2 separate regions of the Homo sapiens genome follow, and region 2 is linked to region 1. A link is a loop called in an ENCODE intact Hi-C map of the cell type or tissue named here. Cell type or tissue: ascending aorta. All regions are shown on one strand. Each heading gives the region's core, and the rest is flanking DNA. Links, peaks and the distances in the headings are about the cores only. Region 1 overlaps FHOD3 (formin homology 2 domain containing 3). Region 2 overlaps FHOD3 (formin homology 2 domain containing 3).

Evidence for each region. Hi-C counts contacts between places; a loop is a spot of excess contacts. Peaks named below come from ENCODE experiments on the same cell type or tissue, not always from the same donor. Only the 100,000 strongest peaks of a DNase experiment are listed, where the experiment ranks them.
Region 2: a loop joins it to region 1, with 2.4 times the contacts of the local background. A loop is called at or near these places in 5 of 110 quality-filtered maps.

Annotation. Positions count from the first base shown.
Region 1 is chr18:36,576,024-36,592,620 of GRCh38, forward strand. FHOD3 (formin homology 2 domain containing 3) reads left to right here. Exons shown (of 29, transcript NM_001281740.3): 6 at 428-522. Among named protein-coding and RNA genes, the nearest start is that of TPGS2, 240 kb to the right of the region's middle. RefSeq lists a silencer at 7,615-7,664. In ascending aorta, for the core only: CTCF peaks have their summits at 4,508, 9,338 and 9,541; DNase peaks (open chromatin) are centred at 4,398 and 5,258; H3K27ac peaks cover 4,923 bases.
Region 2 is chr18:36,665,228-36,681,824 of GRCh38, forward strand. It overlaps FHOD3 (formin homology 2 domain containing 3), which reads left to right. Exons shown (of 29, transcript NM_001281740.3): 15 at 16,209-16,343. Among named protein-coding and RNA genes, the nearest start is that of TPGS2, 160 kb to the right of the region's middle. RefSeq lists a silencer at 9,065-9,291. In ascending aorta, for the core only: no CTCF peak of the experiment used is centred there; a DNase peak (open chromatin) is centred at 7,301; H3K4me3 peaks cover 1,119 bases; H3K27ac peaks cover 3,071 bases.

The DNA of each region.
Region 1 (16,597 bases), core at 4,393-12,392:
TGCTGACCACAGACTGGGGCACTGGACAGGTTGCTTTTGGAAACTTCGTTTGTCCTTGTGGCCCCAGTGGGAGGCCACAACCCAGACACCATCTCATGAATATCTTTGTCCTGTCTGGGACTACACACAGATATAGAAACAGAAAAACATGCATTTATACATCAAGGCACACAGAAACAACAATCACTGGATTGGTGCCTTAATTGCATCTTCCGGGAGCCTGGAATAGCCCTTGTTTCTTCTAGTGTTCGACACTTTCTCTCTGAAATGAGATTTAGTTAATTTCAGAGCTCAGGAATTCTCCTCAGATTTGATTCTTAACATACTGTGTACTTAAAGTATGAAAATCTTGATCAGCATTATGATCACTGAAGATTATATTTCTATATACATCTATAATGTCTCCTTTTTCTCTTGTTTTCTGTAGCTTTGGGCCAGATTATGTTGTATGTGGATGGAATGAATGGAGTAATAAACCGCAATGAAACCATTCAGTGGCTGTACACTCTCATTGGGTCAAAGGTAAGGGGAAGTTATGGTTGACTGTTTTGTTCACTTGTCATATCACTTGCCTTTCTTTTTTCTCTGAGTCAGTTTTGCAGAAAGAAATTTTATTCAGCTTTTTTCAAGCCGTTACAGTATAAATGAGGATTACTACTCTACAAATTTTAAGATACACTTAAATTGCAAATAGCTCATGAAATTTTAATGCATTTCTCTTTTCTCTTCTCTTAAGCTTTAATCAAGTGCCTTTGGAACCTTCGGTTTTTAATATTTAATCAAATGTTATACCATAGGGCCGGGCGTGGTGGCTCACACCGGTAATCCCAGCACTTGGCAAGGCCAAAGCGGGTGGATCACGAGATCGAGACCAGCCTGGCCAACATGGTGAAACCCTGTCTCTACTAAAAATATAAAAATTAGCTGGGCATGGTGGCACGCGCCTGTAGTCCCAGCTGCTCGGGAGGCTGAGGCAGGAGAATCACTTGAACCCGGGAGGCAGAGGTTGCAGTGAGCTGAGATCATGCCACTGCACTCCAGCCTGGGTGATGGAGCAAGACTCTGTCTCAAAAAAAAAAAAAAGTTATACCATAGATGTAAGATCTGTGAACCATCTGTATTTCATGTTCGTGTGTACATATATATTTATATGTTGTACATATGTATATGCATATTCCTATATGGATAAAGAATCCGAGATTACCTTTCAGCTCTAACATCAATTATAAAAGTAATCAATGTTTATTACGGATTTGCCAGGCACCAAACTAGGTATTTTATTTTATTTTATTTATTGAGACAGAGTCTTATACTCTGTTGCCAGGCTGGAGTACAGTAGCATGATCTCAGCTCCCTGCAACCTCCACCTCCTGAGTTCGAGCAAATCCCATGCCTGTCTCCCAAGTAGGTGGGATTAAAGGCATGACCCACCACCCTGGGCTAATTTTTGTATTTTTAATAGAGACAAAGTTTCACCATGTTGGCCAGTCTGGTCTTGAACTCCTGGCCTCAAATGATCCACCTGCCTTGGCCTCTCAAAGTGCTGGGGTTACAGGTGGGAGCCACCACATCCGGCCCATACTAGGTGTTTTATAAGCGTGATCTCATTTAATTCTCATGAGGCCACTGTCAGGTAAGTAATATAATTCCCATTTGGTAGTTGAGGAAATAGTGCTTGATTATGAAAGCCTAGCTGGTTTCCCCATGCATTTTGGCACATCACCACCAGCCACGCCTTGGCTGCCAGGTCCCTGAGGTCTCTGGAGGTCCTGCCAAGGAAGCAGATCTATTCCGTCACTTCAGGTGCGCCGAAAGCTGGGCAAGCCTCTGGCATAGTCTTCTCTGGTTTCTGCCGGGGTGTGGAGGAGCATGTGTTAGGGACCTGACTGCAGGGGGATTTGGGAGAAGTAGTGAAAGGGACCCTGTCCTGAGCAGGTGCACATGCACCAAGGTTAAAGTGCTGTACGGGTGGCACGTTATGGAGATCAGAGTGGCTGTAGTGGGCAACATGGTCAGATGGAGTGGGGGATCTTGAGGGCCTGGATACAGAATTTGAACCTGAATTAAACAGGTCACAGAATCAGCATAGCTTTGTAGGGTCCCTGAAAAGCATATTGGATTAATCTGTTCTCACACCGCTAATAAAGACATACCTGAGACTGGGTAATTTATAAAGGAAAGAGGTTTAATGGACTCACAGTTCCACATGGCTGGGGAGGCCTCAAAATCATGGCGGAAGGCGGAGGAGGAGCAAAGGCACATCTTACATGGTGGCAGGCAAGAGAGTGTGTGCAGGGGAGCCACCCTTTATAAAACCATCAGATCTCAGAAGACTTATTCACTATCATGAGAAAAGCATGGGAAAAACCCACCCTCATGATTCACTTACCTCCCACTGGGTCCCTCCCATGACATGTGGGAATTATTACAATTCAAGGTGAGATTTGGGTGGGGACAGAGAACCAAACCATATCACATGTGGTCTGCCCAGACTGTCCCCCATCCCTGTGTTCACTGCCCACCCCCACTAGAGTGAGCCTTTCCAGGCTGCTGTTCACAGTGCTGTGCTCTGCTGGGGAGTCCATCCCCTGGCCCTACCCCTGGAGTCACCTGCCTCCCAAGGATTCTGCTGTCCTTTGGGAGCACTCAGCCCTGGTTTGATTTGGGGAGGAGTATGGTTCTAGTTTTAGGCTGTATCTCCTTCTCAGGCTTCTCAGAATCCTGGTGATTGTGTCCTTGTGTGGTTGGAAGGGCTTTTTCTCTGTGGCTGGCACTGGCATGCGAATCCCCATGGGGTCCCATATCCGTGGGTGACCCTCACATCTTGCCCTCAGGTTTTCTTTTTCTAGTACTTATTGATGAGAGAATTTTTCCCCATTTCAGATTAGAAACAGCTATGCTTTCCCTCAGAAGATTGAAAATCTTTAAAAAAAAATGTTTGGCTTTGTTTTCTATGGAAAATGGAAGTGACTCTGTTTTGAAACTGATGTAGGTGACCTTGGACACTGAGTGAAATGCTGGGCTTTCTAGGTTGCATCAGCCAGACCGAGGGAAGATTTATATCTCATATCCTGTTTCAGTTTTTTCTCCTTTTTCCTTGCTTGTGCTGGGAAGCCTCCCTAACTTTCATGTTCATTTGGAACCTGCTCCCTCCCCAAGGCACTCTGAATGGTCTCAAGGACATAAAAGCTAGGGAGATGGGAAGAGATTTTGCAAGAAAGATTGACTTTTTGTACATGACACAGCTGAATTAAGATATCTTTATGGTTTTATGATGGCCATGATAAAACACCAACAACTTGCCCTATTTCTAAAAGGAAATAAAACCTAACATGCTTACAATAGAAAAACTGACAGTCTGTTAGCTCATCACCAGACAGAGAATAGAGTGAGGGCAAGGTTAGGGAAGGTGGGATGGGTATGGGGAAGAATCACTGTGAGCAGGGAGAGATTACATAGAGAATGCTGTGGTCTGAATGTGCCTCCCTAAATTTTTGTGGTGTAAACGTGATCCCCAATGCAACAGTGTCAAGAGGTGTTTAGGTCATGAAAGCTCTGCTGTCATGAATGGATTAATGCCATTATAAGAAGGATTTGTGGAAGGAGTGCATTTGCTCTCTTTTGATTCTCTGCCATGTGAGGGCACAACCTTCCTGCCCTCCAGAAGATACAGCAACAGGCACCATCTTGGATGCAGAGAGACTGGGCCCTCACAGTCAGTGCCTTGATCTGGGACTTCCCAGCCTCCAGAACTGTGAGAAATAAATTTCTGTTCTTCATAAATTACCCAGTCTCAGGTATTTCTCTTTATAGCAGCAAAAATAGACTAAGAGAGGAAAGGCACAAAGAAAAGAAGAGGGAGAGATAGAAAAGAGGGAGGAGAAGGACCACGGAGGAGGAAAAGAAGAAGAGCAGCAGAGAAAAAAAAAAACAGAAATAACAGAAATGCATGCCATGGCTCAGAGTCTCTGATGTGGCAACAGCATCATATTGATATTACTTTGGAATCATTCTGTAAGGAAAATAAACAATCAGGAAAGAATAAACACACAGGAAAATCTTTATTGCATTTCTAAATAACATGGAAAAATTATAAAATTAAAAAGTTTCAAAAATACATTTGTAGGAATTGTGCTTTCCCAGCCTCCCCATCCTACACGGTGCACTCGGTGTGTGCTTCCTCAGTGGTGGTTCAGGACTCTGGGCTGCCTCTTCAGGGCCTCTGTCTAAGGTGGCACACTCGCCTCCTCCCTAGCCATTTGGGCCGTCAGCACTGGATCTGTGTGGATTTCTGTCTTCATCTTTTATTTTCCCAAAGGCAGGTCTAGAATAGTCTCTGGCTCCTGTGTTCTGCACTGTGCTGGTCATAATGAGGACAAGAGAGTGGAGCCAAGAGTCAGCCTGTGCCTTGGAGTTCACTGTGTTGTTGGAAAGGAGAATTCTGGGGAACAGTGATGCCACAGCCCATCCCACTAACTGTGATGTCACATGAAGGTCTCCTGCCCCCCTGCAGGGTGTGCTCTGTTCTAGGCGAGTTGCTGAAAGTTAACAAAGGCAGTAGCTGCCAAGTTTATTTCCAGTCTACATAGTTCTAATGAGATCACCTCTTATTTACAAAACCAATAGAGTGTCTGCTGATACTCTTCCCTCACCCCCATCTGAATAATGAGAAATTGAAAAGAACAACAGATACATCAACCCAAGACCCTTAGATTTTGAGAAGGAGGCCTCAGTCTCCTCCTTAAACATACAGTTTGGTCAATACAGCTGCAATGGGTTTTCCCCAATTCAAATTAAGAAATCAGCAAAGCCAGGGGCCCTAGCATTTCCTTTTGACAAAGAGTCAGATTTATCTTAACCTGGAAAGGTTACCTTGACATCCAGTTGCCTTTGCCTTATACAGTCACAGAGTTGATAAAGGAAGTACTGGAGCAGAAACATCTTGTCACTGTGTTTTCATAATTCATCATTTTTCTTCCATGAAAGGCAACAAGATGTGATTTTGCAGCCTGCCAGAGGCTCATTATGCAATGCATATTTGCAGATATTTGAGACTCATAGCCAGGGGAGAAAATAATGCATTCGTAGCCAAATAATGACTTTTTAAAAGAAAGAAAAAAGTGTTTTCAATAAAGTGTTTCTTTCTATTTACAAGAGCCAATCTTTAAACTCTCCAGTCAGAGGTAAGAGGCAGATGCCAGGCCCATGACTTATCACAGGATGTGGATTTTTTTCTCTTCATACATCTGGAATTCTAATTAATTGGAGTAAGATGATTCAGTCTATACAGCATGGCCCTTTGTCACCCAGCACAGAGAGTCTGTCTCTTTATCTCTATGGATCCTCTTTTGGCCCAAGGGGAAGGCCTCAGGGCCCTGAGCCTGGCAAACTCTCACCTCCTTGCTGCCTCTTAGGGGTGCCTCAGGGCGCTGGCATGGAAGCTTCCCTGTCTGCATTGCTCTCCAGGTTAGCTTGCCTTGCTCTGTCTAAGTTCCCATCAGCCCCATTGGATCTCATCCTTCCATCTGTGCCCCATATTGCTGATCACAGGTCTCCAGACTTCCTTTCTACTTGTGTGAGGGTGTGCAGGCCTCCCTACTCCTATGTAGGCCTATCTGGAGGAGCCCTGGCCAAGGCCCTCCTTGCACGCACGTACACACACATACATACATGCTCGTGCTCATGCGCTCTCTCTTTCTCTGTCATATACATTAGAGAACCTATGAGCCCACCCGCCAGCCACCCCACCCCCAACACTGGGGACATTGCTGAAAGTTTGTTTAGGACTGCAAAATGAAGAAAAAATAAGTAACGTGGTGTGTAGAATGGAGTGGTGGAGGAGGGGAAATTGACAGGGATGGGAAAGCTGGGTGGGAAGGGTTAGCTCAGTATCACAGCTGTGAGGTGAGAGTAGCAGTGGAAACAGAATAATGAAAAAATAGAGACATTTTGAGGACTAGCCTTCTAGGAGGAGATTTCTGGATATAGGAAAATAAAAGGAATCAAAGGTTGGGGGTCACAGTTTGACTCTGCAGCTAGAAATATGGCAGTGCCAATGGCAGTAGAAGAGTTGGACATTGGGGTTTGTTGGCAAGAAAACTTTGGACACACTGGTTTGGAGATGAAGGAAATATTCCCAAAGAGAGCTAAGTGCCATGGAGCCTGGTGCTCCATGTGCCCCAGGAGACACTGGCTGATGGGCAAGGAGAGGAGATTCGGTGAGCCCTCTGGTCTTGGAGCCACTGGCATGTCACTGTTGTGTGATCTGCTCAGATGACCCAAATATGGGGGTGAGAGCTGAAGACCTTTGTAAGTTACGTAATGTAAATAATAGAATCCTAGCCTTGAAGAGATGGCAATGTCATGTTAAAGGTGTTCCTGACATCATCAGTCCCATTCCTCATACTTCTAGATGCAGAGGGATCATCAAATCATTTGCCTAGGTTGCCCAGGAATACTGTTGCATGCTGGAATTGGTGGAAAGCCTTCCTTTTTCGGACATGCATTACCTGTCATTAACCAAATGCTTGTGCATTGTTTTGTTGAACAAGACACTCTGACTTGCTGTGGAAGCAAAGTATTTACAGGCAGTTACCATGTGAACCCTGTCCAAGCTAAACTTGATGGCTGCTACAGATAGTACTTGGGGATATAATTTTCAGCTCCTCATCATACTGGTTACCAACTCTTCTGTTCATGTAGTACAAAGAATAGTAATATGGTAGCTGGGATGCGATGTCATTCTTCCACAAATCCCACCTCTGATATATTACATCTTTTAGCAGCAGCCTTGGCTGTTGCCTCCGTTTGAACCGGTAATCCACTAAGCCTTCCGGATTTTTGTCACACATTTTTATCTGCCAGTTTCTTCCATTCTGCGTGTCTGCGATTGATTGATTCACGTTTAAATTCAGGGCCTTGCATTTTTCCCCCATTGATTGTGGGCCAGAGTTCCAGCCTCAAGATAATTAAGAATTCTGTTCTGCTTCTTTCTCTTATTAACTGTTAGTGCTAATTTTATTTAACAAAAAATGAATAAGCAGATCTTCCATGCCATTGATGAAAATGTCTAGTGGGACAGAGACAAGGAATGCATAAACCAGTGCAGCCTGCAGGTTGACACTGATCAGTCAAGGCATTTTAGGGTCATTGTACAATTAGTGGGAAGCCGTTGAACTCTGACCATCCAGCTGTGTTTCTTCATTGGGGTCACAAGGCCTTCCTGGAATCACGATATGCTGCATCTGACAGTCAGTGCCAGAGCTTTGGGGTCACACACGCCTGCACCATCCTTGGGGTGGGTTGCTTTTTCATCTACAAAATGGGAGTGATAATAGTGAAGAAGACGTAAAACACTAAGCAACAGGAGATGCCCAGTATGGTTTCCTGCCCCTGCCCTAGGAGTACAGGGTTTTATTCTTTTCCCTTCTCCTCCCCCACCTTGTTGACCTTCCCTGTGGCTTAAGGCTTTTGTCTCAAAGAGGAGAAGCCTCTGGCTGGGGTTTCCCCTCCTTTTCACAGTGCTGGCTGCTCCCTTCCTCCTTTAGGGTTGTTGCTGTTCTGCCTGCTGTGTGGCTGTGCACCGCTAGGCCTGCACTACTGGGAAAGTTTCTTAGGTCCCAGCCCTGCCCCCAGCTTCTTTGTGAGTGCCATGGAGAGCAGCCTACTGGTGGCTGCCAAATCCCTTTGTGTCTGCAGTTCCAAGGGGTTTATGCTCTCATGGTAGCCCACAGTTGACATTTGACAATTTGCTAAAACTATTATCTGAGGTTTTATTGTTTAATTATTATTATTATTATTATTACTATTATTATTATTTTGAGACGGAGTCTCACTCTGTCACCCAGGCTGGAGTATAGTGACACAGTCTCGGCTCACTGCAGCCTCAACAGCCCAGGCTCAAGCAATCCTCCTACCTCAGCCTCCTGAGTAGCTGGGACCACAGGGAACACACCACCACACCCAGCTAATTTTCTGTGTTTTGAATGGAGATGGGGTTTCACCATGTTGCCCAGTCTGGTCTCAAACTCCTGAGCTTAGGTGATTCTCCCACCTTGGCCTCCCAAAGTGCTAAGAATACAGGCGTGAGCCAGCATGCCCAGCCTGAGTTTTTCCTGCTGCTTTGTATAAATGGCTTCATTTTCCTCCCCTACCCTGCCTCAGATGATAGTCCATTGCTGGCCTCTCACCCTTTCTGGGTGGATAGAACACTCTCCCTCCCTAGATTTCAGGCTACTTGGTTTTCCTGCAACCCCAGGTATATGATGGGCTCAAGAAAAGTTATGGCGTGAAAGATTGTTTGTCTCTCTCTTATTATTAGGTTGGGAGTGACACTCGACATCTTTCCAGCTGGAAGCCAGAAGTCCAATTGTTAATATTATAAAAACACTGTAAATATACTGCAATAGCATGAGATGTACTCAGCCAGCAAATTCTATATGGTCCAGGCAAAGGGAGTTGCTAGAACATTATAGTTAGTTCCTTGAATTGCACTATTGTCTTAAATCCATCCTTGATATTGGATGTTGTGTTTATAATTCCCACATTAATTGAATTGAAATATATTTCATTAATAGAAATTCAATTAAGACTAATTTTTTTATAATTCAGTTAATGATTACAGATTAAAGAAAAAATATGGCAACTGGGCATGGTGGCCTGTAGTCCCAGCTATCGGGAGGCTGAGACAGGAAGATCCCTGGATCCCAGTTCATGATCAGCTTGAATAACACATAGACCCCTTCTCAAAAAACTAAAATAGCTAAAGTTTACTGGTATAATATGGAAATCTTGATAGTAAAAAATAACTTTTTAAAACATTTACTGAATTTTTTTGTGATTACAAAAATAACATACTCTCTTTGTATAAAACTTTAGAAATACAAAAAAAGTAAAATAAAAATTACCTAGAAACACTACCACATAAAGATCATCATTTTTTGGTACCTTTTCTTCTGATTTTTTAAATTTTTCTTACAAAATTAACTCTGAGTATATTATAAGCATTTCCTTTGTTACTACAAAATTTTTAAACTACAATATTTAATGCCTACATAATATACAGTCATATGAATGTACTATTATTCATTCGACTTTTCTCATCTTGTTAATCGAATTGTTTCCAATGCTGTGCTGTGTTTAAAGAGCTTTGTTTCTAATGGCATAAAAATATGTTTAGTGAATGAGGTTGTGTTTGAATTTTTGCATGTTTATCAACATTATATTCGATGAGATTTCTAAAATTCCATGGGTTTTAATGGCATAGTCATGTAATATTTGTGTTGGAGTCATTGTGGGTATAAAGTGCCAGCTTCTTCATTAGGGCTGTTGCTCTTCTACCGGCCACTTGGCTGTGCATACCCAGAACACTCATTCTCACTGATTTGATATGTTAGAGTCCCCCATGTGAGAATAATCTCAGTAGGAAAAAAAAGGGAAAAAGCAAGTTTTACTAGTTATTGTTTTAGGAAGACCTCAGAGTGAGAGAGAAGTGATTCAGGCCAGGCCTCAAAGAGGGCAGCAGGCTGAGGGGGCCCCACTGTCCAGACAGGTCTCCAGACACAGGGCTAAACAGCAGTTTCTTCCATTCACTCTGAGATGATCATCTTCAGGGAGCTGATTGTGGTTCCTCAATTCTTAAGAGGCTTGCTGATAAACCAGAATTTTAACTTACAAAGACATTATTTTTGTGAACGCAAGAAGCAGAAACTAAGGGTGCACCTTTGACTCTTCTGCCCCTGTAGCCCAGGGCAACCAGATGAGTTTTAGCAGTTGGAGGAAGAGTAGAAGTGGGTGGCTCTAATCTGGAAGAACATTTAGGGAAATGCAGAAACACCAAAGTAGGCAGCATGCTGTTCCTTCCAGAGAGATGTTCTGCCCTTTTCTAGGAGAGTTGGATGAGCAAGAGTACCAGAAGCAGCACAGGCTTCTGGGAGCCTGCAGGGTTCTGCCACTCTCTACTCTAGCCCCCATCTGCCAGCCCTTCTCCCCCTACTCCAAAGAGATGTGAGCTGCCTGCCACACTCTTCTAACAGCACATTTGCCAAACCTGGGTTTTAGCTGTTCATTTTCATGTTTCCAGGGCTGGTTATTTACTTAAGAGAGTTCTTTCACCTTTATTGTTACTCAGAAGATAATATTTGTCACATTTTCCCAAGGCTTAAGTTTTTGCACCAGAGTGAAAGATGGGAACCTCCATAGTATAGTGGAAAGAATCAGATTGACCTGGGTTTTTCTTTAACTTCTTCCAGAAATGGGCTATGCGACAAGTTACATAGCCTCCTTAGAATGTGAAGTTTTGTATTTGAAAATGGGAATGCTGCCAACTGGAAAAGTACCCAATCTTGTTGATTTCCCTCAACCACGAATTTCATTCTGCATATACTATCAAGATGCTCCTTCGGGCAATATCTTAGTGCAGGGATTTTGGTATTCCTTAGTAAACAATAAAAGATGTGCATGTTACTTTTTTTTTTTTTTGAGACAGAGTCTCACTCTGTCGCCCAGGCTGGAGTGCAGTGGCACGATCTCGGCTCACTGCAACCTCCTGCCGCCTCCTGGCTTCAAGTGATTCTCCTGCCTCAGCCACCTGAGTAGCTGGGATTACAGGCATGCGCCACCATGCCCAGCTAATTTTTGTGTTTTTAGTAGAGACAGATTCCACCATGTTGGTCAGGCTGAACTCCTGACCTCGTGATCCTCCCACCTCGGCCCCGCAAAGTGCTGGGATTACAGACATGAGCCACCGTGCCTGGCCGCGTGTTACATTTTGTCAATTATTCATAATTACCTTGAATATCTGAAGAGAAAGTTAGCCAAGTGGATGTTTTCTGACTCTTGCCCACTTTTATTAATGGTTCTTTAAAGAAGCTCTTACTGACAAAGCCAGTCCCCAAAAAAGGGGGGTCTTTCCCTGATTGGTGCTGTGAAGCCAATACACAAAACCAAAAGTGAGCACCAAGCAGTACAGGCTTTATTCGATGGCCATGGAATTGAGAAGTGGAAGCGTGGTTCACAAATCAGCTCCTCAGTTCGAGAGAGTGGGGAAGTCACAGATACAGGGCATCTTCAATGAAGGGGTTGGGGCATTAAAAGCAAGGGAAGGAATAGTCATGTCTTTTCTGGAGATGGTGGGGGGAACTTCTCAAAGTAGAATGCCACTTTTCTTTTTGTCCTTTTATGGTTTCTTCTCATTGTTGTCATGGTGATTATCAACTGTCAGGGTGCTGGTGGAAGTGTCCTTTTGCATGAGAGTTAGATGATAATGAAGTTAGAAACTCTTCAGAGGCCAAGTGAGCGGCCACCCTGGATCCCAGCAGTCGGAGCCAGTTTAGTCAGGAGGGGGAGCTTCTGACCTCAGGCATCGTATTTCCCAAAGGTAAGCAGAGTTAAGGTAGGATAGAAATTCACTTGGTCATGTAGGCGATTTCCGGGGTAACACAACCTTCATCTAAGCCCCAGAATTTTATCTCAATAGAGAAAATGCCAGCCAGGCGCGGTGGCTCACGCCTGTAATCCTAGCACTTTGGGAGGTTGAGGAGGGTGGATCATCTGAGGTCGGGAGTTTGAGACCAGCCTGACCAATATGGAGAAACCCCATGTCTACTAAAAATACAAAATTAGCTGGGCTTGGTGGTGCATGCCTGTAATCCTAGCTACTCAGGAGGCTGAGGCAGGAGAATTGCTTGAACCCTCGAGGTGGAGGTTGCTGTGAGCTGAGATCGCGCCATTGCACTCCAGCCTGGTGCTGGAAAAAAAAATAGAAGAAGAAAATGCCAATTTGTAGCACTATTTATTGTTATTTTTAATTATTTTGAGTTGTCTGCTATATTTTACATTCTGTAAGATTTCCTGTTCGCTAGCAAAATCCTAAGGGCTACCCAGCCTTACACTTGGTTACTATACCTTCTGCAAATTGCATTGTGTCATAAGCAGGTTGGCCATCAGGCCCTGAGGCTGGACCACATGGGTTCGGTGCTCATGACTTCCTGTTCTGGTGGATGTGCCAACCATAGTCTCCACACTCTCCCTTGAAGGACACCTGCAAAACAAGACCCAGAGTTCTGTACTTAGTTAATATGTTTGGGCCTATACTTTATTTCTGGTAATATACACCTCATGTTACAGATAACCTGTTAGAGGTCGGGAAGGTTGAGATTTGGAGTCTGGGATGTCTGTTGGATTGTTTGATAACCAGTTACGAAGGCTTTAGGGCACACTCTGAGCTGCTTGCTCAGAAATTCTGAGCTTAAGTATATGGCATTGAGATACAATGTTTAAATAAAGAGTTTGTATCCTAAGTCACTTGAGATCTTTTTTTCTTTATAGTAATACTTGTATATTCTAAAGTGCTGATGAGCTTGTAAACAATGTGGTAAAACTTTATAGATCAAGTTATCTTACCACTTTCGAATTCAGTTTTAATAACCAGCATCCATTTATATAACATATATTTATGATGTTTTAGTGGAAAATGAAACAAATAAAATGAAGCATGGTTTTCCAACCCCCTTTGTAATTTCAATCTTGAGGTTTGGAAATTGTTTTCTTTTTTGGCTGTTGAATTTTTAGAAGAGAAATTAGGAATTTGAAGATTTTTTGGAATTCTTTTATTTTTCCTTAACGAGCAGCATATTTGACCTGCTAAGTATAGTTCTTGTATTTCTGTAAGTGCAATAAAAGATGAAAGGACTTCCAGTTTGTTTTTACGTGTAAAAGTATTAAGAGACTGTCTTTTTATTACCTTCCCACATATTTGGTGATTACATTTTATCTGAAATCTAGATACACAGGTTCTGTACAGGCAACTCCACACTCTTCCTGTGGGTTGACCTAGAAAATAAAACAACAGCAAGAACAAGGCTCTTTGTTGACACCATCCTGCTACCCTTCCCTCCAGCCCAGCCTCCCTGTCGCAGAGCTGACATTGAGCCCTGTGTTATTTATGGAATATGGAGGTTCAATCCCTGGACTGAGGCTTGACTTGACAAATGTTACTTCCTTGGGTCAAGAGGAATCTCTGGTCCTCTGAAGGCTTTTAGCCTTTATTTTGAGAGTGCAAAATGATAGCTGCAATAGAAAGTAAAGCTCAGCTCAGTAACCCCCAAAATGTGCTAAATCATTATGAAATGTGTAACAATTCACAGCCATCTGTATATTCCTGCTTTTGCACCCCCCGTATGCAAGGGGATTATTTCAGATTTCTGTTATATACTGTGATTTAGCTGCATGCTTTAGAACAACATAAACATAGTCTTTATTATAACAGACAACTAAAAATGGAATACTAGTATTTCCTAGATTGTAATTAAAGAAAATGTAGGTAACAGAAAGCCCAAAGGCTGGATCTAGAGCTCCAGTGTGTTTCTCCAGCCCAAAGAAAGTGAGGTTGTTTGTGTGAACAGGACCCCAAAAGCCATCACATGGTTCTTTTGCTCCATGGAAGCTGGAAAGGGCTGGCTGGATCCAGTTCTGAGCCTTGCTCTCATCTACAATGCCGGAGCTGTCCTCTAAGAAAGCTCTCTGTTTGCATCTGTCCTCAGCAACCCGGCACTCAAGACGCTGTTGAAAGTAGAAGCAGAGAATCTTGGATTCGCAGGGACCTTACATGGGGTCAGCCAGTCCACCCTCTGCAGGCTCTGAACTCCTTCTGCAAAGGCCTTAGTAAGTGGCCGTGCAGAGCCTCCAGAGACAGCGAATCTACTCCCTCTCCACCAGCTTGGTTGTCTTGAGACCACTGATGCTGATGCTGCCTGCTTGTTGCCCTGTACTCCTGTGTGACTGCTTTGTGACTGCTGTGTCTTCCATGGCCTTGGATGCTCCATAAGAATGAGAATCAATTCCAATTGATTTCTCTCGGTGCTGGACAAATGGGCAGGTGCTTGAGCCTGTAAGTTGTAGTGAAACCCTTCGTTACCACGTGAAGGCATGCCAGGCAAAGCTGGAAATCAGAAAGTTCAGATTGGAGTGATGCTTTGCTGACATGTCTGGGCCACACTGTGGTGTGTGCTCTGGCATCCTTGCAGCTTGTTCCACTCGCCTCGTTTGTGACACTCTCTCTTGCTGCCACACTGGGCCTGCCTCTCCTTCTCCGTCATTATCCTCCCCGATTTGCCTCTTCTCAGCAGACGTGGGCTGTGAATCTTAATATCCACTCCATTTATTATAAAATGTGTCTAACATAAGCGCAAGGGGCACCAAGGGTGGATTTTTAAGAGCTATGGGATGAGCAGTGTCTTTGGACTTGGAGAGGGTGTGTGGCCTCCACTGTGGCTGTTCCAAGCTTCCAAGGGTTTTGACTGCATTCCAGATACATGAGGGCATCAGAGTAAGTGATTTCTGGATTAATGAGGTTGGCTCATAGAATTCTTTTGATGGAATGTACCTTTTTTACTTTCAAGTTGATGCAGTAATGCTAGTAAGGTACTTCTGAGGAGGATCCTGCAGGACATATTTTGACGATGAGTTAGTATGTCCTTGAAATTAGTACCATGCATTTCTACAAAATTAGTGTTCTAGTGCTCTTTTTTCCTAAAGTGATTTAACTAATATGCTTATTATTAATTTACATAGTAAAGCTTCCAAAGGTACATCCACATAAACTTAAACTCAGTAGAAGCCAAATTCATAGAAACCTAAAATTATGCATCAGAAGATGTTTGGGGATTTTTTTAAAAAAACAAATTACAGTGCCAAAAAAGCTCCAAACAGAGCCTGTATCACAGAGGAGAGAAAGACAGGAATAGGCATGTTGAGACCAATAGAAAAAGGAGGCTTTGCTAGAAAACAGTGGTTTCTTAATTAGAGAGCCACATGTAGGAGAATGGCTTAGGGATTCTGGGTGCCTGAGACCGTATCGGTCAAGGCCCCTTCACCACAGAGATACTCAGAGGGAGCCTCTGTGAGGTGGGCTAAGGGGCCTTGCTGAGACCAGCTAATGGGGGGAGTGGGTTGGGCAGCAGCCAGGTTCTTTCCTGGGGAGGCATTTAGAGGCTTAAACCACATAATAATAGTCCACCCACTGAGGAAGTTGCCAAGCCTGAACTTGCTAGGTCTTTTTATTTACTTGAAGAAATTTCTTCAGCCCTAAACGTACAAAGCACAACTCGTGATGCCATACCTTCTCCTTCAACCTCCAACCGTGTAGTTGAGAAAAATACACTGGAATGTAGTCTATTCCTACAGAATAGAAGCAGAGAAGCAATCGTGGGCCTCAAGTTATGAGGGCAGATACTCTCCGAAGAGTTCCCAGCACTCTAAAGTACTCAGCTCCCTGTGTGGGGAGGAGGTTACCTCCAGAATGGCAGCCCAGGGCATGACTTGCCCTCATCGCAATGGTTGGGGCGGAGGCGGGGCTTGGCTTTGCTGGGGGCTACTACGAGGTGAGAAAGGGAGGCTGGGGGCTGGGAGGGCTCACTCCACACAGCATAGAGGGATGGATTCAGAGGACGGGCTGGCCTACCCTTCACACATATGCTGACTGAACAGCTCATGGGTCAGATAAAGCCTCTTCGCTGCTGTGAAGCTTACATTCTTAGAGGCAACAGAGGCATATAGTAGGTGAACAAGCGTCTGTAGCAATTTCAGGTCATGATAAAGGACGTGGATAGAAAAGGCCGAGTGTAGTGGCTCATGCCTGAAATCCTAGCACTTTGGGAGGCCGAGGTGAGAGGTTTGCTGGATCCCAGGAGTTTAAGACCAGTCTGGGCAACATAGAGAGACACTATCTCTACAAAAAAAAATTTAAAGAAAATTAACCAGATGTGGTGGCATGTACCTATAGTCCAGTTACTCGAGAGGCTGAGGTGGGAGGATGACTTCAGCCCAGGAGTTTGAGGCTGCAGTGAGCTGTGCTTACACCACCACACTCCAGCCTGGGTGACAGAATGAGACCCTGTCTCAAATGAAACAAGGTGGCTGGGCACGATGGCTCATGCCTGTAATCCCAGCACTTTGAGAGGCCGAGGCAGGCAGATCACCTGAAGTCAGGAGTTCAGGACTAGCCTGGCCAACATGGCAAAACACCTTTTCTACTTAAAATACAAAAATCAGCCAGGCATGGTGGTGCGCACCTGTAGTCCCAGCTATTCAGGAGGCTGAGGCAGGAGAATCACTTGAACCTGGGAGGTGGAGGTTGCAGTGAGCTGAGATTGCACCACTTGCCTCCAGCCTGGGCAACAGAACAAGACTCCATCTCAAAAAAAATAAATAAATCAGGGTGATGTGTTAGTGACCAAGGGGCTCCTTTAAGTAAAAGAGTCAGGAAGGCATTTTCTATAATGAGAATTTCTCTGATCTGAAGGATGAGGTCAGTCCTGTGATGACTGGTTCCAGGTGGCTTTCAGGCAGAAGGAATAACCAGTGAGAAGACGCTGAATCATGGATGAACTCTGCTGTGTGAAAAACGCTCACACAACTGTAGAGCTTAGCATGTGAAGTGCACTGGGCCGGAGAGGGGGTGTCAAGAAAGGAGATCAGAGGGCTTGGCGGAGGCCAGCACAGAAAGCCTGCTGGGACAGGCAGCACCCTGAGCATGATGGGGAGTGATTGAGGCTTGAGAGAAGGAGGGTGCAGTGTTCACTCTGGCTGCGGTTTGGAG
Region 2 (16,597 bases), core at 3,140-11,139, 88 kb after region 1:
AATTTTGGAAATTATGTATGTAGGATACACAAGTCTTACATACTCATATATTTCATTCAACAAGTACTTATTGAGTGTATCGATTGAATCAGACACAGTCCCTGACTTCACAGGGCTTACACTTCAGTGGCAGAAGCAGAAGATGAGCAAATCATCTGCAAATAAAGAGTTTCCACTGCAGTGAATGCTGCGAAGAAAATGAACCTTCATAGGAGAGCTGAAAAGAGAGAGGCAATCAAACTGGGGGCCTAGCACAGGTGCTCTGTTGTTGTGGGGGATACCCCTGGCAAAAGGTCTGGGAAACTGAGTCACTAATGTAAGGCAAATTGCTATTTGCTCTGAGATTGGCCTGGTGGGGGGGCAGGGAGGTTAAGAGGGGGATAAGAAAATGGAGCGAGTCCATATCTTTCTTCAAAACAGGGTTTTGCAAATCTGGGAAAGATGGGAGACCATTTGGAATCAATTTAGCATTTAGAGAAGAGGCAAGTGTGCAAAAGAAGAGTGAGTTGGCCTGGAGTGAAGAAGCAGAGAGGAGATGGGAAGGAAGAATGTGCCTTGGTCCTGGCCAGCAAGGCCTGGGAGCCACGTAACACAGGAGATGCTGGTGGCAGTCAGCGCTTTGGGAAGCTTCCAGGAGATTGGCAAATTGTGAAGCCAAACAGGTGGACTTGGGGCTGTGACAGGAGAGGACTGACCTCCTTTGGGCCGGAGGACTCACTTGGTCTTAGATGGAGGGTGGAAATTAAGAGGGAATGAGAGAACTGGCAAGAACTGCTGTATGCCAAAGTCAGGGCCTACAAAGGGGCCAGTGGACAGGCTGAAGCATGACAACAGCCAGGGCCTGGAGGAATGGCTTCATGCTCTAGATATGAGCCAGCACAGTAATGTGAGACTCCATGTGGGACCAGTCTCCACAGCACACTGCGTGAGCCCTGCTATTCCTTCCCATGGCCAAGGAGCTCAGATCTGCACTGAAGCAGTGTGTGCAACAGGCTGGAGAATAGAAAGCAAGAGGGAGACTGAAATCCACATCCAGTCTCTGATGATGGCTGTCTTCAGGATTGTAGCAGTGGTGATGAGAAAAGCTGCCTGTTTCTTGGAGATGCCTCTGGGGCTTGCTGGTTTCATCATGAGAGCTAGGATATGACCCTGAAGCTATGAAGGAAGATTCTTAATTTTTCTTTTTTCAGGGCAAGCAAATGCCTTTTACAACTGGGCATAACTTAGAGTTACCTCTTGTCCTGTATCATTAGACAGGGTGATCCTCAATTTCATAGCCAGGTTGTGAGGACGATCTCATTGCTCAGCATCATTTCAATGCCATTTTATTATTATTTTTGACCTCTAAGTCTTCATATCAAATTATCTACTTGTGAATTAAGTGCTAATTTCAAGTATCAGATATTTTATGAACTTAGTTTTTGCTTTTGTTAATATTTTACCAGAGATGATAATTTACTTTTTAAATAGGAAACATCGAAGGTTTGCATCTTTCGCAAATAAGATTTTACTTAACTTGAACTTACCAAGGGATATTTTTTTAAAACAGCTTTTGCAGTAAAATTGACACGCAAGAAACAGCACATAAGTTTTGGCGTATGTGTACAACAGTGAAACCCTGACCACAATGGAGATAATGTGCATATCCATCACCCCAAAAATCTTCTGCTGCCTCTTTGTGATTATTGCTGCCCTTCCCCATCCCTAAGCAACCACTGATCTGCTTCTTCATTGTAGATTCATTTGCATGTGTGTTTTTAGCATTTTATATAAGTGTAATCAGGCAGTATATACTCTTTGAGGGGAGTTGACTTCTTTCAGTTAGTATAATTGTTTTGATATTCCTTCATGTTGTTGTGTGTTTCAATTTCTTTTGATTGAGTAGTATTCCATTGTGTACATAAACCATAATTTATCTGTTTACCTGTTGATAGACACTTGGGTTGTCTTTGTATGTACATGTGCTTTCATTTCTCTTGGGTAAATATAGTCATTCGTCACTTAATGATGGGGCTATGTTCTGAGAAAAGCAGTGTTGGGCAATTTTGCTATACAAAAATAATAAGGGACTATTCTGAACAATTATATTCCAATAACTTTGACAACTTAGATGAAATGGAAGAATTTCTTGAAAGACAAAAACTACCAAAACTCACAGAAGATGAAATAATCTGTATGAATTAATATAAGATAAACAAAGATAGAGACATTGAATTTGTAGTTGTAAACTTTCCCATGAAGAAAGCTCCAGTCCCAGATGTCCTCCTAGGCTATATGGTATAGCCTGTTACTCCTAGACTGCAAACCTTGCAGCGTGTAACTGTACCAAATACTGTAGGCAGTTGTAACACAGTGAGAAGTATTTCCGTATCTAAACATAGAAAAGGTATGGTAAAAATACAGTATTAAAGAGAAAAAAATGGTACATCTATGTGGGGTACTCACCATGAATGGAGCTTACAGAATTGAAAGCATGAACATTACTGTTCATGCCTAGGACATTACTGTACATCACTGTAGACTTTATAAACACTGTGTACTGAGGCTACACTAACGTTATTAAAAAAGAAAAGTAGTTGTGCTACAATGTTATGATGGCTATAACATCACTAGGTGATAGTACATTTTCAGCTTCATTGTAATCTATGGAACCACTATCTTGTAGAACATTGTTGACTGAAATGTTAAGTAGTGCATGGTTGTTACTAAAAGTAGAATTGCCAAGTTTTATGGCAGGTGGATGTTTAGCTTTTAAGAAATTGCCTGTCTTCCACAATGGCTGTACATGAGTAATGCTCATAAAATGAGGGGAAACATACTCCTTCCTCTTTAGCTTTCTAGAAGAGGCTGCGTAGAATTAGTACTAGCTCTTCCTTAAATATTTCATAGAATTCACCATGAGGACATCTAAGACTGGAGCTTTCTTCAAGGGAAAGTTTAAAACCACAAATTCAATGCCTCTAATAGATATTTATCTTATATTCTTATCAGATCATCCATTTCCTCTTGAGTGAGTTTTAGTAGATTTGTCTTTCAAGAAATTCTTCCATTTCATCTAAGTTGTCAAAGTTATTGGAATGTAATTGTTCAGAATAGTCCCTTATTATTTTTTTTAGTATCTGTAAAATCTGCAGTGATCGTATTTCTCATTCTTAATATTGGTAATTTGTGTCTTCTCTCTCTTCTTTCCAATCAGTCTGGCTAGAGATTTATCAATTTTTTTTTGACCACAAAGAACCAGTTTTTGGTTTCATTTAATTTTTATACTGTTTTTCTGTTTGTTTTATTTTCTTGCTTCTGCTCACTTTGTGTAAAATTTGCTCTTTTTTTCAGTTAGGAGATGAGGTCATTGATTTGAGACTTTTTATCTTTTCTAATATAGGCATTCAGTGTTACAAATTTTCCTCTAAGTATTGCTTTTGCTGCATTCCACAAAGTTTAATATGTTGTGTTTTTATCTTCTCTTAATATGCTTCTTAAGTTCTCTGTCAATTTTTAAAAAGTCTTTACCCCATGGGTTATTTTAAAGTATTTATTTAGCTTATAAGTATTTGTGGATATTCCAACTATCTTTCTGTTACTGATTTCTAATTTAATAAAATTGCGGTCAGAGAACATATGTTGTATGACTTGGATACTTTTAAATTTATTGATATTTGTTTTACAGCCCAGAATAGGATCAACTGTGGCAAATATACTGTGTAAACTTGAAAAGAATATGTATCCTGATGTTTTGGGGTAAAATGTTCTGTAGATGTCTATTTGGTTGATGGTATTGTTCTAGTATTCCGTATCCTTAGTGCTTGTCTGTCTTGTTCTGTTACTGAGAGAGTAATAAACTGCATTCTATAATTTTGATTTTTAAAAATATGTTGCTGTTCTATTAGTTTTCCCTCGTATCTTGAAGCTCTTTTATTAGGTGCATAAATATTTACAATTGTTATATCCTACTGATGGCTTGACTCCTTTCATTTGAAATGACCTTTATACCTGGTAACATACTTGATTCTTAGGTCTACTTTATCTGGTATTAATATAGCCTCAGCTTTAAAAAAAATAGTATTAATATGGTATATCTTTTTTATTATTTGAACATAAATTAGGTTTTATGTTTCTTGTAGGCAATATAGTGTTGAATCTTTTTTTTAATCCAGTCTGATAATCTCTACCTTTTAATTGGAGTGTTTAAACCATTTAATGTGATTATTGATTTGTTTGAGTTTATATTTTTTATTTGTTCCACCTTTTTATTCTTTCTTCCTTTTGGGGGGTTGCATATTCTTGATTAGTTCATTTTCTCTCTTTTGTTGCCTTATTAGCAATAAGTGTATTATTTTAGTGATTGCATTGGGGTTTATAGTATACATTTTAATTTATCATAGTCTACCTTTAAGTGATAGTATGTATTTCATGCATAGCATAACAACCCTGCAACAACACACTTTCATTTTTTTTCTTCCAGCCTTTATGCTACGGTGATCATGGATTTTACCTTTAAAATGTTGTAAACTCCACAATACATTGTTATTATGTCTGCTGTAAACAATTGATTATCTTTTAAATATATTTAAATAATAAAATAAGGCTTATATTTACCTGTGTCATTATCTTTTCTAATTCTTTTTTATTTTTGTGTAAATCAAGATGGCCATGTGGTATTATTTATCTTCTGCCAACATTTCTTTTAGTGCAGGTCTAGATAATGAATTATTCCTGTTTTTATATGTCTGGAAAAAATATTTCACCTTAATTTTTGAAAGACAGTTATTGCTAGGTAAAGAATTATAAGTTGATAGCGTTTTTTTTTCTTTCAGTACTCTAAAGATGTTGCACCACTTTGTTCTACTTTACATTGTTTTTGATGATAAATCTTCTGTTTTTATTTTTATACCTCTGCATGTAACATATCATTTTTTTCCTTTGGCTGCTTTTAAGGTTAACTCTGTCATTGGTTTTTAGCAGTTTGATTTTGATATGCCTTGGTGTAGTTTTTTCATGTTTCTTACGCTTGGGACTTGAGATTCTTGAATCTGTGTGTTTACAGTTTTCATCAAATTGCGAAAAATCTTAGTGCTTATTTCTTTAAAAATGTTTGGTACTTTTTACCTCCCCTTTCTTTTGATAACTCTAATAGCATGTATATTGGGTCATTTGAAGTTTCCACAAAGTTCACTGGTGGTCTGTTGATTTTTTTCATTTTGCTTCATTTTGAATGTGTTTCATTTTGAATAATTATGTTGCTGTGTCTTCAAGTTCGCTAATTATTTTTCTTCTGTGGTGACAATCTACTGTTTCAAGTGGTCTCTTTCTTAATACCTTTCATATTTTAACATGTTAAATATTTTCTCTAGCTTCTTGAATATGTGGACTATAGTCATAACTGTTTTATCATTCTCCCCAACTAATTCTATCATCTGTGTCATTTCTGGATTGGTTTCAAATAATTTACTTTTTTTCTTCTGATTATGGCTTGTATTTTTGTACTTCTTTGCATGCTTGGTCATTTCTTATTGGATGTCATATTTTGTAAATTTTATCTTGCTGGGTGCTGGATGTGTTTGTGTTCTTATAAATATTTTTGAGCTTTGTTCTGGGATGGGCTTAACTCAGAAACAGTTTGATCCTTGCAGGTCTTGCATAATTAGCTTTGTTAGGCAGGACCAGAGCTATGTTTAGTCCAATATATTTCCACTACTGAGGCAAGACACTTGTTAAAACTTTAACCAGTTCCCTCTGAATTATGAAGTTTTTCTCTGTAACTGTTGGGAACAGGCAGTACTCTCTGCCTTATATAATTTCCAGACACTGTTTGCTCTAATTCATTTGGATAGTTCTTTCACTGGCCACAGATTACTTTTTACATGCATATGCTGAACAATCCTCACCTAGTTACTTGAGGGAAACCTTCTGCAGATGTACAGAGGTCTCTCTCTCTCTGTATAGACCCTTTCTGGTATGTTACCCTGCCAGTGTTATCCCCATTGGCCTCTCTAGACTCCCAGCTTTGTCTCCTCTACTCAGGGAGACTTCCAGGCTCTGCCTGGGTTTTCCCTTTATGCACCACAGCCTGCAAATGTTCTCCAATCAGTAAGCTAGGGCAATCATGAGGAACACCTCCTTTGCTTTTCATCTCTCAGGAATCACTGGCCTTCACCATCTGATGGCCAGTTTCTTCAGTGCTGCTGTTTCATAGATTTTTTCTGGTTTTTAGTTGTTTCAGGTACAGGTAAATCTGGTTCCTGTTACTCCAAATGGACTGAAAATGGAAGTCCAAGAGCTTTCCTTTTTTCACCACTGAAATAGACTCCAGTTAGATGTAGAAAGTTGGATGAGTTCAGTGTGCCAACTTTTACTTTATGGGAAACTTTTATTAGAAAAGCTAATTTCTGTAAAGAGAGACAAAAGAAAAAAGCAACACGAAAGTGATAGGTTTCATTGTCCATAAATTTGTCCACTTGCTACAACATGTGTTTTTGTGGCATTGCTCATATCACTGAAGTAGACAACAAAATTCAGTCAGTGTGTATTGATGGCACTCAGACACAGTTGCTGTGGGGGAAGGAGGAGAAGCAGGCGACAGGGACTGCTTCTGATGTGTTCCCAAAGGCAACAAGGGAGTAAGCCGTGCCAGAAACAATGTTCATTCACAAAACAGTGAAGGAACGAACCAATCATTTGTGACGATGTGCCGAAAGGACACATCCAGGAGTCTGGAGAAATAAAGAGCAGTGTCCACTGTGGTCATCAAGGGAGGTGTCTTGAAGAACTTGGGTAGAGAGGAAGTGAGATACCACTAGGCAAAGGAACTAGACTTCTTTGGGAAGCAAGATGGTGAGTGGCTTGATTGGCATGGAGGCCATCTTAGGGGACATTTTAGGGGACAGTGGTATATGAGTTTTGCTAATAGGTCATATTGTAAGATAACTTTAATTGCTTCAACATTTCAGATTTTATTGGAGTCCGCCAATGAAGTGCCAACTTCCTCAGACAGAAATAGAGAAAATATTTTCAAAACCCATCCTGTTTCAGTCAGCTTTTAACTACATAAGAAACCACCAAAACATGGTGGTTTAAAACAACAACCATGCATTTACCTCATGATCTTATGGGTTGGTAATTTTGGCCAGGCTCACCTTGAAAAATTACTCTGGTCTGAGCCGGGTTAACTTGTGTTTGCAGTCAGCCGGTCGTTGATCATCTCATTTGATATCTAGCAATTGTCTGGCTATCAGCTGACTTGATGGGGCAGCTTGGCACCATGCCTCACGGCCCAGCCACCTCGCCCAGACTTGTTCAAATGGCAGTGGTGTAGGGTTCCCAAGGGCAACATGGGAGCAAGCCCCGGCGTGCAGATACTTTTCAAGCCTCTGCTTGAATCGAATCATATTTCTGATTGCTACATTGGCCAAAGCCAATCACACGTTCAGCCTAGATTGAAGGGGATGGAGAGAGACTGCTTTTTCTTTAAAGGAGTTGCTGCAATATTCTGTGTCTATTTTTATAAGAAACTGTGCGTCTGCTAAAGATTTATTGTGCAATAAACAAATAGAAGAGTGACCCGCTGACTGTTGAGTTTAAAGTTACTCACTTTGTTCAAAAAGTAATTGCAGGCTATCTGGCAGACTTAAATTATATTTTGAATGGTTCTTAAGTGTTTTAAAAGTGAAACTAGTGTACTTCCTCTTTTTTTAATCCTTTTCTTCTGGGCTTAGTGCAACTGAAAAATCTAGTATATTTTAATCTCTCCTATTTGTCTTAGCCTTATCTTTATAAAGATTTCCTGTTTTATGTTTAGTCTATTTGCAGGTAATTAGATAAACAAAGTGCCAACTCATCATCGAAAAAGAAAGACTGTCATTGACAGAAAATCTCCCCCTCAGCTTTTGATCATCTGTCTGTGTTGTCTTTGCTCAGCCTGGGCAGTGGGTTTGTTCTGTTAAGAGCCAAGAGACATTCCAAACTACCTAAGATGGAGATTGGGCTAGTTGTCTTGTATCGTTCTTCTGGCAAATCACTTTTCTGTTAAAAAGGCAAGAAGTCAGAAAAAGGAGAGGTTACTGTTTATGCATTAAAAAACCCCATTGTGTTATGGAACAAATGAACTGTTTATTTCCGAATCTAAGAAGTTATTCTCATGATCAAGTATGTAATTTTGGTTCTTTCTGAAACCAGCCCTTTTATTATTCAAGTTTGTATAATGGAAATAATGTTGAATTCCTATGAGAAAAAACAATGTAAGCCATTTACTTTACCTCTCCCTCTCAAAAAAAGTGGGAACCTGAGTAAAGTATTCCTAATCACCACTTAGTAGGTTTTCTGGGTCCCTGACAGTAGTGAACACTCCCAGAGAGCAGGCAGAGGGAGAGGCACAAAGAAATGGCTGGAGACTATGGGTGAACTTAGCCTGGGATCTGGACAGGGGTTCCTCGATCTGTCCTCCACACTCAGCGGGAAGGAGGGAACTGCAGGGCATTCCTGAAGCTAACCCAAGGTCAGGTGGGGAGTGAGTAGCCACAGCTGCCTTAGGACCCCTTTCTTCTGTTGCATCCTGCTCCCTTTCCATTCCATTGCTTCACGGACAGAAATCCCTCTCTGAGATACATATGTCAGAGGGATATATATTAAATATTAGTTTAACACATATATGAGGGATATGTATATCCCTCTGATATATATATTTTGGTTCTTTCTGAAACAAATTCTTTTATTATTCAAGTTTGGATAATGGAAATGCTGAATTCCTATGAGAAAAACAATGTAAGTCATTTACTTTACCTCTCCACCTCACATATGTGTTAAACTAATATTTGGATCTAAAATTTCAGTCTGCCATTGATTTCCACTGTGATTTCAGAGTATATTTTCAAAAGGAAGGAAAGTCAAAAATTCTGATACTGGGTTTAGGGAACTTTCTATTGCTTCTGTGCTGAAATCTGAACAATGAGCCCTGAGTTTTGGTGACACTGAAGCCTTGGCTTTCAAGTTCACCTGACTTACGATGCACCTGTGTTTTCTGTCACAGCCTCAGTGCAGTGACAGCCTCATGACTAGAAAACAGTGCTGAGGGTTGAATCCACATTTATATACCAGGGGATGCAGATCCTCTTCCACCCTCAATTTTGTGACAGGCTTGAGGCCCTTCTTTTAAAAATTTATTTTTATTTTTTTGAGAGACAGGGTCTTGCTCTGTCACCCAGGCTGGAATGCAGTGGCGTGATCATAGCTCACTGTGGCCTTGAACTCCTGGCCTTGAGCAGTCTTCTTGTTTCAGCCTCCCATGGCTCTTCCTGTTCACTGGTGAAGCTGCTTGTCAATTTTGATGCATTTATTCAGCAACTAGGTGTCTGGTTGGACTTTAAATTCCCTTTGTGGTTCTTCTTGCATTCTTAAAATGGAGGTCAGTAAAACTTTTTCTAGTTTCAGTGACTTGCTAAGTGAGAGCTGAAGTTCCTGGAACCCCTGTCACTTGGCTAGGAGAATATGAATACAAATAACGCTAACTGAGACAGTGAGGGGAGCATCTTGGGGCAGCTCCGAGACTTCACATGAAGACAAACATGTAAAGCTGTCACATGCAAGCACGTGCCCCTGGGAGTAAGTTCTGGGATAAGATGTCACAAACTCTTATGCAAAGAAGAGGAAGACTTGAGAATACTCTATGATGCACACTGCTCTGGATTTGACTCTTCCAGTAACATTTTTTTCCTCAAAAAATTGAACTTGAAATGTACTGTTACTTCTGGGGATTTTTGAATGCCAATACTACTTTTTGTTGTCCTGTATTTCCTTTCCCTGGAATCTTAGGGCCCTTTGAGCTCAGTGTCTTCCCAGCGATGGGAGGCTAGGGAAGAACTGCCGTGATTGTCAGCACACTGGGTTGTCAGCCATAGGACAGGCCTCCTGCACACCTAGGGAAGGCTGGCTAATCATGTCCCCACCCTCCATGGCCACCTCCGTGCACCAGAAATCAGGGTAAGCTGGGTGTCCCTGGCCATGCAAGTTCTTAGCTGTGTCCTCTGATGCTCTGCCACTCACATGTCTCAGTCCCTTTCCACGTGGTCTCCTCTGTTCCTTTGCTTCCTGCTGCCACCCCCTTTCTCTCTTCATACAGTTGGCATCTTTTTTTTTTTCTCCCTACAACTTTGGCTCCTTCTCTATTTTATCCTCTCACACTTTGGTCTCATACAGGGCCACCAAGGGCCTCCCCACCTCCAGGCCCTTTTGCTTTTGCTTCTCTCAAATGCACAATCTCTCTCCCAGTGCACAGCCCTGAGACATGACTATGATTAACTCAGCCTTCTGTGCCAGGAGCCTCCTATGCCACTGGATAGCCTGCCTTTTGATGGGGTGCCTTTGGGGCAGGCACCCACCCTGCATTCACTCAGCTGTTGCCAGTGGGAAGGGTCTAGTGCAAAAAACTCCTCTGTAGGTCCTTATCATACCTTAGAGAATAGGCTGGGGGTCTGGGAGCACGGAGACTAGCATATACATATTATTCTGACTTCATGCATCCTGTTTATTCAATCATTAGTTGATTCATCAGACAGTGAGGCTCTTCTATGTGCCAGGGTAGAGATGAATGAGAAAATAGGATCTGACCCCAAAACGTAAGCTGCTAAGAAGACATTATTTGGCTCCTAAAATCATTCTCCTGTATAAACTACCCTATTTTTGGTTGTGTTTCTGAATTCTAGAACTGGATCTAACTATTGATGTTCAGTTAGCTTGGGGTTTCAAAGATATTTGATATACAAGTTAATTATCCACCTAAGAAGGACTTTTATTTATTTAAGAGAAATAGAATGGCTTTAAAATATATATTCAGGACTTACAGAAAATTTTAGATAAATCTAGAAAGTTATAGAGCAATAAAGAGTATCAGATATAACATTGAAACCCTTATCCCTTTGATTTCCCTTCTTCCCCAGAGATGATCACTACACTGAATTTGGTGTTTGTTATTCTCAGATATGGTTTTGTTTTTATGAAATGTACATGTATCACTAGCTTGTAGATTTGCCATACATGTATTTAAACTTCATAGAAATGATAGAATATGGTTTCTTTTCTTCAGTCTACTTTTCACTATCTATATATTTTGCTTTGGGGAATTACCTATGTTCATATCATTCTAGTTATTAATTTTCACAGATGTAGAGTATTCCTTTCTAAAAACAAACTATATTTTGTTTATTTGTAGGTATTTGTATAATTCTAATTAACCACTAGCAAGCAATAAAAACACTGCAACATATAGAATTATTTACCATACATGTCTATCTTCTTTATGCATGCAAAAGTTACTTTCTAGATAAACGTAGAAGTGGAATTGCTAGGTTTTAGGATATATACATCTTCAAATGTATTAAGTGTTTTTTTTTCCAAAATGATTATATTAATTTCGACTTCTAGAAGCAGTGTATGAGTTATTCTGTGCCAATGGGTTAGTGTCATCAGACATTAATTTTTGTCAATCCATAATCTGATAGGTGTGAAACAGTATATCACTGTGGGTTTTGCTTGCATTCCTTTTCCCTGATTTCTAGTGAAGATGAGCATCACTCATATCTGTATTGGCCATTTAAAATGCTCATTACCCTTTGCCCATTTTCCTCTGGGTAGTTTGTCTTTTGCTTACTGATTTGAAGGGGTTCTTTTTGTACAATGTATACTAATCCTTTGTAGTTTATATATGTTACAAGTAGTTTCTCCCAGGTTGTTGCTCTTCTTTATTCTTATGTAGTCTTTCAATGTGCACAAATTTTAAATTTTAATATATGCAAATTTATCAAATCTTTCCTTTTTGGTTGCTCTTTGGTCTAAAAAAACTTCCATATCTTGAGATCTCAATGTTGTAAAGTTTTGTCTTTTACATTTTTCACTTAAACTATCTAGAATTTATTTTTATATTTGGTATAAGGTGGGACTAGTTGTATTTTTTTTTTTTTTAGATGGAGTTTTGCTTCTGTTGCCCAGGCTGGAGTGCAGTGGTGCAATCTATGCTCACTGCAACCTCCACCTCCCAGGTTCAAGTGATCCTTCTGCCTCAGCCAGTAGCTGGGATTACAGGCATGCGCCACCATGCCCAGCTAATTTTGTATTTTTAGTAGAGACAGGCTTCTCCACGTTGGTCAGGCTGGTCTCAAACTCCTGACCGCAGGTGATCCCGCCTCAGCCTCCCAAAGTGCTGGGATTACAGACATGAGCCACCATGCCCAGCCTGTATTTTGTTTTATATGGCTAAAAGTTGTCTCAGCACCATTTGTTAAACAGTCCATCACTTCCCCACAGATGTGTAATAACACATTTGACATGAATCAGGATTCTATCTGTGTATGAGTCTGTGTCATGGCTCACTGTCTCACTCCATTCGTCCATGTTTTCATTTGTGCACCAAGACCACTTTGACGGGCAATCATTGTGGTTTCAGAATGGGCTTCATATTGAATGTGGCCAGTGCTCTGCTTTGTTCTTACTCAAAATTGTCTTGGTTATCCTTAAAACCTCAGGTCCTGTGTAAAAATTTTGGACTCAGCTCATAAAATTTCATGAAAAATCCTTTTGGGATATTGATTTGAAATTGTATTAATTGGAAAAAAAGAATTGGCATCCTGACTGCATTGATTTTTTTCAATACATAAATGTGATATAGCTTTCATTTGGGTCTTTTAATAAGGTTTTATAAAGGTCTTTCATATTATTAGTTAAGTAATTTCATAGTTAGCTTATGATTAACTTGGTAAATTGTTGCTAATGTAAAAATGTAATTGCTATTTCTATGTTTTATATATAGAAACTTTGCTAGACTCTTAATAAAATAACATAGGTTTTCTTGGATTATCTTTATAGATGGTCAGATTATCTGTAAATAGTGATGTTGTATTTCTTTCCTTCCCTTATGCTTTTTACTTTTCTTAGTATTCTGGCTTGGACCACCAGAATAATGTCAAATATAAGCAATGATGGAAACATCCTTATATTATTTTTAACAGTAAACTGTTCTTAATATTTCAGCATTAAGAATGATACTGGCCAGGTATAGTGGCTCATGCCTGTAATCCCAGCACTTTGGGAGGCCAAGGCAGGATTGCTTCAGCCCAAGAGTTCGAGACCAGCTTGAGCAACATGGCAAAACCCCAACTCTACAAAAAACACAAAAATTAAATGGGCATGATGGTGCATGCCTGTGGTCCCAGCTATTCAGGAGGCTGAGGTGGGAGAATCACTTGAGCTCGGGAGGTCAAGGATTCAGTGAGCCATGATCATTCTGGCCTGAGTGACAATGAGACCCTGTCTCAAAAAAAAAAAAAAAAAAAAAAAAGAAGAAAGAAAGAAAGAAAGAAAAAAAGATACTTACTCTAGTTTTTAAAATTTTCCTTGCCAAATACCCACTGTCAGATTAAGAAAGTTTTCTTCTATTACTAAGCATAGTAAAGGGTTTTTTTTTTTAAACAAATGGTTGTTGAATTTAAAGCTTTTTCTGCATTTGCAGAGGTAGCCATGGTTTTTCTCCAATAAACTATTAACGTGGTAAATTGTATTCATTTATACTGTCATCTTACATTACCCTTACATTTGTTGGGCAAACCCAATGTGATTTTGTTTCAGATTTTTGCGTTGGTGTTCATAATTGCAAATAGTATATAAGTTGCCGTCTTCACACTGTTCTTATCTGGCTTTAGTGTCAGAGTAATATGAATCATGTAAAATGGGTTGTGGGAGATTTTTTCTTCTTTATGTTGTCTGAAACTTTCCATATGTCTAACTTGAACTCTTCCTTGAGTAGTAGAAATCACATTAAAAATCTGACTTTCGTGGATTTTTTTTCATGGGTGTGAATATATTTGTAATTAATTAACTCAATTTCTTTTGTTAACAGGGCTATTCAAAATTTCTATTTCTTTCTCAATCAGATTTGGTCAATTATATGTTTTTAGAAAATCATCCATTTCTTTAATTTTTCAAGTGTATTATAAAAATTTCCCCTTATTTTTGTAATGTTTTTTGGTCACTATATCTATAATTGTATTTACCTGTCATTCCTGAATATGCTCATTTATGGCCCTTTTTCTTGAATAATTTTGATGGAACTTGTCTATTAGGTTTTTCACAATTATAAACCAGCTTTTAGTTTTGTTGATTTTTGTCTATACACCTTCGTTTTCCTATTTTATTAGTCTTTGCTCTTTATTTTTTTCCTTTTGCCTTCTTTGAATTTATTCCACTGTTGCCTTTCCAATTGTTGAGCTGATCACTCATTAATTTTTACTCTTTCTTTTCTTCTAATATAAATACTTAAGACAATAAATTTCCTTCTAAATACTACTTTAGAGGTATTCTACAAAACTTCATATTCAGCTTTTTCATTATGGTACCCTTTAAATGTATTCTAATTGTCCATGTTTTTTTTTCTGACCTAAGTTATTAGACATGTTTTAGTTTTTCCAATTATATGGATTTTTTTCAAATTTATCTCCTTGTTATTGATTTTCAATGCAGTTGCATTATGATCAGTAAGGTAGCTCGTGTGAAACCAGTTTGTGGCATTCATTCTTGAGCTTTGTGACACAATTGATGGTCAATTTTTGAGTAGTCCTTATATATTTGAAAGAATATGTTTTCTCCCATTTGGGCACCAGGTTATATACATGTTAATCTATTAGATAAAACTTATTAATTGGGTTAAACAAATCTATTATATGCATAACAGTTTTATCAATTACTGTGCAAGAGGTATTACAAACCTCTTTACTCTGATTGTTGATTAGGTTTGGCTGGATACAGCAGGGAAGAATTCCCACAAAATAATAATAGCTTACAAAAGTTAGAAGTTTGTCTGAACTTATTTTATGAGGAAGATAAATAAACTCTATCTATGCCTTAGTGTCCAGAGCTGATGGAAATAGTTCCATAGTGAGCCTGGAATATTGAATTTGGTTACTCCCTCCCTGTAGCTGCCAGGGATGGTGGTTTCTTCCCTCCATTTTCCCTGCCACCTATGAGTGATAGCCATAGGTGACTCACCTTTTCTAGGGAGAACATCTGTGGGACTCATGGCAGTCTGTAATATGAAAGTCACATCTTTCTCCTGCACTGAGATCTGTGTTCCCCACCTTGCAGGTATATTTTTCACTGAATCCAGGTAGGATTTTACCCAAGCTATATCCTTGGATAAATAAATTGGCAAAATATATTTCATAAATATTTTTCTCTTTGTTTTGGAGATTTTTTTCCATAAGTGAAGGCCTCAATTGTCCATAACAGATTTTATTCTCCAGAGATCCATCAGACTCCTTTACATAGCTAACCCCTTTCCTTATATGTCATACGGTTACTTGATTTTCTCTTCTCCCACTCATTCTCTGATTTAACATCTCCTGTGATACTCACCCTGTGGTTTCTCTCCAAGGCTTTCACACACATTTTCAGTGAACAGTCCAGACTCTTGTGTGATGTTACTAATACCACTGCCTGTCCTTTGACCATGCTGAGTCCTTGGATGCTTCTTGACATAGAATGTCATAGAATGAAATTTCCTTAATTCTATTCACATTTCAGCCCATTGCAAGTTTTTTTGTCCTCATCTGTCATCTCATTGCCTTGTTCAATTATTCTAAAGAAGTGTATTGTGAGACTGATATATAGTAAAATATTTTTAGTGCATGTATAATAGAAAATAGTTTTATAAAATCACTTTTTTTAAAATTTTAGATTTGGTGGTACATGTGCTGGTTTGTTAATCGGTATCTTTCATGATGCTGAGGTTTAAGCTTCTAATGATCCTGTTACCCAAATAATGAATGTATTACCTGATAGATAGGTAGAAAATAGTTTTAGATTGAAAGCTGATTCTAGCTCATCTACGTCTTAACATAGACCAACTGTAAAATATATATAGAATGTATATACATTCCTGGAATACTTCTATAACTCCCATTCTTGAGGGCTGCTTACATGTCAAGCATGTTGCTTGCTATTTTCTGTCTGTTACCACCTTTTCTCCTGCGAGCACACTCACAGTATGATACTTTTCCCCAATTTACAGACAAAAATCTGAAACAAGAAGACCCGAGGCATTCAGTGATTTTCCCCAAGCATTGCCTAGGTACCGGCAGACCCTCAATTCTAACCAAGGTCTGACTGGTGCTTACTTCAGTACTTTTAATCACAGGCCAAGCAACTGAAACATTAACTCATTGTATCTCCAGGTCATCACCGAGTGGTCTTCTCACATCATCCTTCAGGCAGCACCAAGAGTCACTGGCAGCAGAGAGAGAGAGGCGGCGGCAGGAGAGAGAAGAAAGGTTGCAGAGAATAGAGCGGGAAGAAAGAAACAAATTCAGGTAAGAAGGATCTTAAGATTTTTTTTAAATAGTGAGTTAAAAATTAAAGGCATGTGACTTTACAACTGTATACATTTAATATTGGCATTAAAGGAAGTAATGAAAATTCTGTCTGTATTTTTAAGGAAGAGAAAGACATACCTGAAATAGGCTGGATCTGGTTTGTTATGGCTTTTGTTTCTCTAACCATATGGCAGGAAGCACAGTCAGCCAAATACAATTAGGGACTCATGTATTCTTGGGCCCTCCATTAC